Regions from separate parts of the Homo sapiens genome. Here region 2 is linked to region 1. A link is an interaction called in ENCODE POLR2A ChIA-PET data of the cell type or tissue named here. Cell type or tissue: MCF 10A. All regions are shown on one strand. Links, peaks and the distances in the headings refer to the core of each region. The heading gives the core; the rest is flanking DNA.

Region 1 (2,803 bases), core at 246-2,745:
TGGGCATATAAGAGATGGTATGAGTAGTTGTTCACTTTCCCCCTCTAAAGTTGTTTCTGGTTTGGAGGTATCTTTTGCATATTGGATTTTCCTAAAATGGGGTACCCTTGTTCTGCGCAAGGTGTACCCTTGAATATAGGCGAAAGGGCTAATGTCAACAGAGAGCTCATTTTGAGTGATAAATTGCCTGAGGTTTAAGGGGGCGTTGTCTCTGCCTTTGTGGATACACATGGTTATTTAAGAAATGTAATACTCAGCTGAGCTATAATGACCATTTTTAATATGGAACATAGTAGGCACTTAGTAAACATTCATTGAGTGAGTGAATGAACTACAGTTTAGATAAGACTACTAAAATTTTAATGAAATTCACTTCATTTTGACAGAGCTACTTTTCTTAAAATTGCTCATTTGTTTCCCAGGTTTCATTCATTAATCTGCCTAGCATAGGCCCTGAGTAGCTAGTGATGTCACCTTTGTTACTGAAGGTGTGGCCAACAGGGAAATGAAGGTGATAACCTTGTCTTTATGGTGCATGTGGAACCTTTGAAACTGTAAGGAAATCCTTACAGCATCCCTGTGAAGTACAGCTGAGTGTGTTTGATAGTTTTATTACAGAGATGCATTCTGTGAGATAATATCTTACCTAGTTGAAGAAGCGTACTAGAAATAGTGCCTATATCTCTCCAGTCCTGAATTATCTTAGTTCTTTTGGGAGTTATAATCTGAGCCATTTGTTTATAGCAAGCCATGTGACTGCTTCTATTTTTTATGAACATAGTACATGCCCCCTTTGTCTCTAGAGCTCTCCTCACTGTCAAGATACAAAGCATAGTCTTGTCCTAGACGGGGTAAGGGACGAGGGATGCTGTCAGATGATAAAAGAAAAAGCCAAGCACATGAAGGAAAGGTTGGTATTAAAAAATGTATTACATTTCTTAAATAACCATGTGTATCCACAAAGGCAGAGACAATGCCCCCTTAAACCTCAGGCAATTTATCACTCAAAATGAGCTCTCTGTTGACATTAGCCCTTTCACCTATATTCAAGGGTACACCTTGCGCAGAACAAGGGTACCCCATTTTAGGAAAATCCAATATGCAAAAGATACCTCCAAACCAGAAACAACTTTAGAGGGGGAAAGTGAACAACTACTCATACCATCTCTTATATGCCCAATTCCTCTGGAACAGATAAATTATGGAGATTCAATACCACCTTAACTAAGGTATCAAAGTTAATGGGCTCTATCTATCACCACTCCCACACTCTAAGCCCTACTGGATCTAGCAACCTAGCAACTAGACTCCAGAAACAGTAAATAAATCCTCCCTCAGACTAACAGCTGAAAAGGAAACAAGAGTTTTAGACTTCTGATGAAGGAGGAGGAAAGGGTCTTTGGATGCCCCTTATGTCAGGCCCCAGGCTTAGTCTGGAAGAGATCTGTCTAGGCCAGGCCTGAAGCTCTGCAAGGTACAAGGAAATAATAGCTGTCAAGAATTAGGCGACGTGGATGAATCCCATACTTGATATGCCAGAGAAAGTCACTTCCTCTGTCCTCTCATCATTTTACTACACCCAAGTGAATGTCCCACACTCAGTTCTACATGTAGGAATGGACTTTATGGGAGAGGTCAGGACTGGTGACGAATTTGATGAGTCATAGGAATCATTGTATGTTAGGAGTGGTTGAGCCCAGTCTTCCGGAAGAGTGAGGATATTGAACTACAGAGAGAGATTGAGGGAAGTTGCCTGCAGTTTCACAGCAGGTTACGAGAGGTCTGAACAGGTAGCAGAATCTGCAAATAATTAGCTTATCTGGTGTACAGGAGGCAGGTCCCTAATTGGTTTGAATTTAATACTCAAAGTACATGCGCAGAGAAGTTATAGTATAAGATTCAGAACAAATGGGCTAAGTAAGAGAAAAAAATGTAGCAATTGGAAGATGAAGAAGAGAGGAATATTCAAAAAGATAGCATTGTGCTCCTTTCTTGGTGGAGTGAACAGGTGAGGATTATACTGTCTTTATGGATTATAGGTACATTGGAAAATAGTTTACAGTTATTATTTGAAATTCCTCTATAGTGAAGGAAGTAGTCAAGATAAAATGTGTTTTGTGACTTTTGATATAGGAAAGTCAGTAATAGCCATCTCAATAAAGTATATGCTCAGCTATTTCATCTTTATACTTAGAGATTCCTCAAGAGGATGGTTACACATTAGCTCTGGATCAGTGAGAGTAAGACCAAGGCCCTGGAACAGTAAGGCTTTCTCTTGTAAAGCTCAGTTCCCATGGTTCTTTGATGCTTTTTCTGTGTTAGAATAATGTTCTTTACTGGTTTCCAACATGTTTCGGTGGGCATTGGACCCTTGTGGTTAATGATCTGTGCAGCTGTAACTCCAGAGTGGCTGGCTCTACAGAACACTGACTCAGATGGCTTGTATTCGATGCTGATAATTCACTAACTAAAACGACTATAAGAACACATTTCAAGAGGAGAAATTTGGGGTGCATATCTCAGATTCTTCAGTTATAAACTTGCTTTTTTGTGTCTCTTAAGATTTATGGTCTATTGAACACATCTCTGTGTCTCCCTCAGGAAAGCCAAACAGCATATTTTTGCCCCTGCAAATTAAACACTTTTTAAAGCCAGTGAGTTACTCAGATGTGAGATTTCAATTTTTTCCAAGGCATGCTCGAAGGTAATATATGGGATAATAATCATTACCTGCCATATGTTTGGGATAAAACCCACACTTATTAGATTTTCAAGGGGAAGAGCCATTCCAATTATAAAACAA
Region 2 (2,803 bases), core at 21-2,520, 140 kb after region 1:
GTGTATACCTTAAAGTACCTTTCAGAAAGGATATTTTTAAATATGTGTAATCCCAGGGCACCTGCTGAAGATTCAGTTCCATTCAGGATTACTTTTAAATTTTTGGCATCATTTTGTAACACACCAGGAACTGAAACCTTGATGGCCCCTGATTCTTGCTGTTTTTGCTCTCTGTAATAGTAAAATAGCTGAACAGAGCAAATGATAAAGTGTTTTGTTTCATGTGGTTCTAGTTTGCCTGGTTATTTGCAAGCAGTTTAATTCCTTTCATTCATTTTATTGTCAGTTATAATTTGACAAAATGTCTCTAGCTTTCTGCCTTATGCCACTTAGCATATACAGTAAAACTGTTGATCTTTGTCAGCAGAAGAGTTTAAGATTCTCACTAAAGTGATCAGAAATATATTTTAGAGGTTATTGAATAAAATCAAGGCTTCTGTCTTTGAGCATACAAATATTCACAACTACTTAGTAGTTTGTTTAGATATTTCTGCTCATATTATTTAGAATTACATCTAAGTATGTCAGTTTTAATGATTAAAGGGTTATAATGTTAAGGTGTGTGGGAATTGTGAAGACTAAAATTTATTTTATATTTTATACTTCTGTTTTTGAGAATGTATTTGTTTTCAGCTTTATTCTGGTATAAATTTCCATACAACAAAATTAACCAATATAAGTTTATAGTTTGGTGAGCCTTGACAAATATTTAAATTGTGTAATCACTACCGCATCATAATAGGAACACTTCTGTCAGCTCAGAAGTTCTGTTCTGTCTCCCTGTAGTCAGTCTTCTCCTTCATTCTCTGCTGATCACTAATGTTTTCTTGCTACTGTAGGCTTGCCTTTTCTAGATATTGCATGGATAGAACCATACAATACATAGTCTTTTGAGTCTGGCTTTTTTTTTTTTTTAACTTACCGTAATACTCTTGAGATTCATCCATGTTGTTTGTATCAGCAGTTCATTTCTTCTTTCTATGAATCTATAACATTGTATGGATATATTATAATTTGCTTATCCATTTACCATTTGATGGCAATCTGGACTGTTTCTAGTTTGGAGCTCTCATGAATTAAAGCGCTTTAAAAATTCCAGTGCAAGTCTTTGTGTGACAGTAGGTTTTGATTCTTCTTCGGTAAATGAATGGAATGCTATGTTGTATGTAAGTATATGTTTGACATTATGAAAAACTGCTAAACTGCTTTCCCAAAATGGCTGTACTATTTTGCTTTCTTTCAGCAACAGTACTGTGTTCTAGTTGCTCCACATCTTTGCCAACATTTGGTATTATCAGTCTCAAATTTTGACTCTTGTAATGGATGTCTGCTGCTATGTCCTTGTGATTTTAATTTACATTTTCCTGTGGATTAATGATGTTGGGTATCTTTTTTTTGCTTATCTGCCTTTCGTATATCTTTTTAAATAAAATGTTTATTCAAATCTTTTACCCATTTAAAAAATCATGTTGCTTTGTTACTGCATTGTAAGAGTTTCTTTTATTTTTAAATATTCCGGGTAGGAGTTCTTAGCAGATAATTGTTTTATAAATATTTTCCTTCAGTTTTTAGTTTACCTTTTTGTTTTCCTAACAGTGGCTTTTGAGGAGTAAAAGTTTTTAAGGTTGACATAGATTTATCCTTTTTTTTCATGTTTTAAAAAATGTACTATTTAAGAAATCTTTGTGTAACCGAAGTTCCCATAAAAGTGTTTCCCTCTGTCTTCTTTAGGAGTTTTATAGTTTTAGGTTGAACATTTAGATATATAAAGTATTCTGAGTTCATTTTTATAGGTGGTAAGGTTTGGGGTAAGATTTTAGATCTTGGGGAGTTGTATTTGTTTACATATTAGTATCCAGTCGTTATAGCATCATTTGTTCATAAGACTATTTGTTCCTCATTAAAATATCTTGGCATCTTTGTCAGGAATCAATGGGCCATATCTGTGAAGGTCTGTTTGTGGATTCTCTCTTCTCTGCCATTGATCTATATGTCTGCTGTTTAATATCACCCCGGTTTGGTTAGTGCAGCTTTTATAGTATGTCTTGAAATCATGTAGTGATCAATTTGAGGACAATTAACAACTGTATTGAGTCTTCTGATCTCATGGAATCTCTGTATTTATTTAAGTCTGCATTAATTTTTCTCAACAATGTTTTATAAAGGTTTCAGAGTATGAGTCTTACTCATATTTTCTTAAAATTATCCCTAATTATTTTATATTTATTGAGGCTTTTGTAAATGGTATTGCTTTTACTTTTAATTTCAATTTCTAATTGCTCATTGCTAGTATGTTGACTTTGTGTCTGGCAACCTTGCTTTTATTAATACATTATTTATTCCAGTATTTTTATAGATTCCTTAGGATTTTCTACATAGGCAGTCACGCCATTTGTGAATAAACCAAGTTTTACTTCTTCCTTTCCAATGGTATGCGTTTTCTTTCTTTTTCTGCTTTACTGCACTGGATAGGACCTCCAGAATATTGTTGAATAAAAGTGATGAGAATGGACATCTTTGGTTACTGATCTCAGAATGAAAGCATTTAGTCTTTCACCAATAAATATAATGTTAACCGTAGGTTTTTTATAGATGCCTTTGTCAGGTTGAGTAATTTCCTTTCTGTTCCTAGTGTTCTGAGAGTTTTTATCATGAATAGATGTTGAATTTTGCTGATTTTTTTTTTTTCCTTTGAGGCAGATTCTTGCTTTGTTGTCCAGGCTGGTGTTCAGTGGCACAATCACGGCTCGCTGCAACCTCTGCCTCCTGGGTTCAAGTGATTCTCATGCCTCAGGCTCCCTAG

Evidence for each region. Peaks named below come from ENCODE experiments on the same cell type or tissue, not always from the same donor. Only the 100,000 strongest peaks of a DNase experiment are listed, where the experiment ranks them.
Region 2: POLR2A ChIA-PET joins it to region 1 with 5 read pairs; 2 of 35 experiments call an interaction of 5 or more read pairs at or near these places.

The regions. Positions count from the first base shown.
Region 1 is chr15:85,492,944-85,495,746 of GRCh38, forward strand. The region is part of intron 2 of AKAP13 (A-kinase anchoring protein 13); the gene reads left to right. Among named protein-coding and RNA genes, the nearest start is that of AKAP13, 110 kb to the left of the region's middle. In MCF 10A, for the core only: no CTCF peak of the experiment used is centred there; a DNase peak (open chromatin) is centred at 1,658.
Region 2 is chr15:85,633,940-85,636,742 of GRCh38, forward strand. The region is part of intron 8 of AKAP13 (A-kinase anchoring protein 13); the gene reads left to right. Among named protein-coding and RNA genes, the nearest start is that of LINC02883, 120 kb to the right of the region's middle. In MCF 10A, for the core only: no CTCF peak of the experiment used is centred there; no DNase peak of the experiment used is centred there.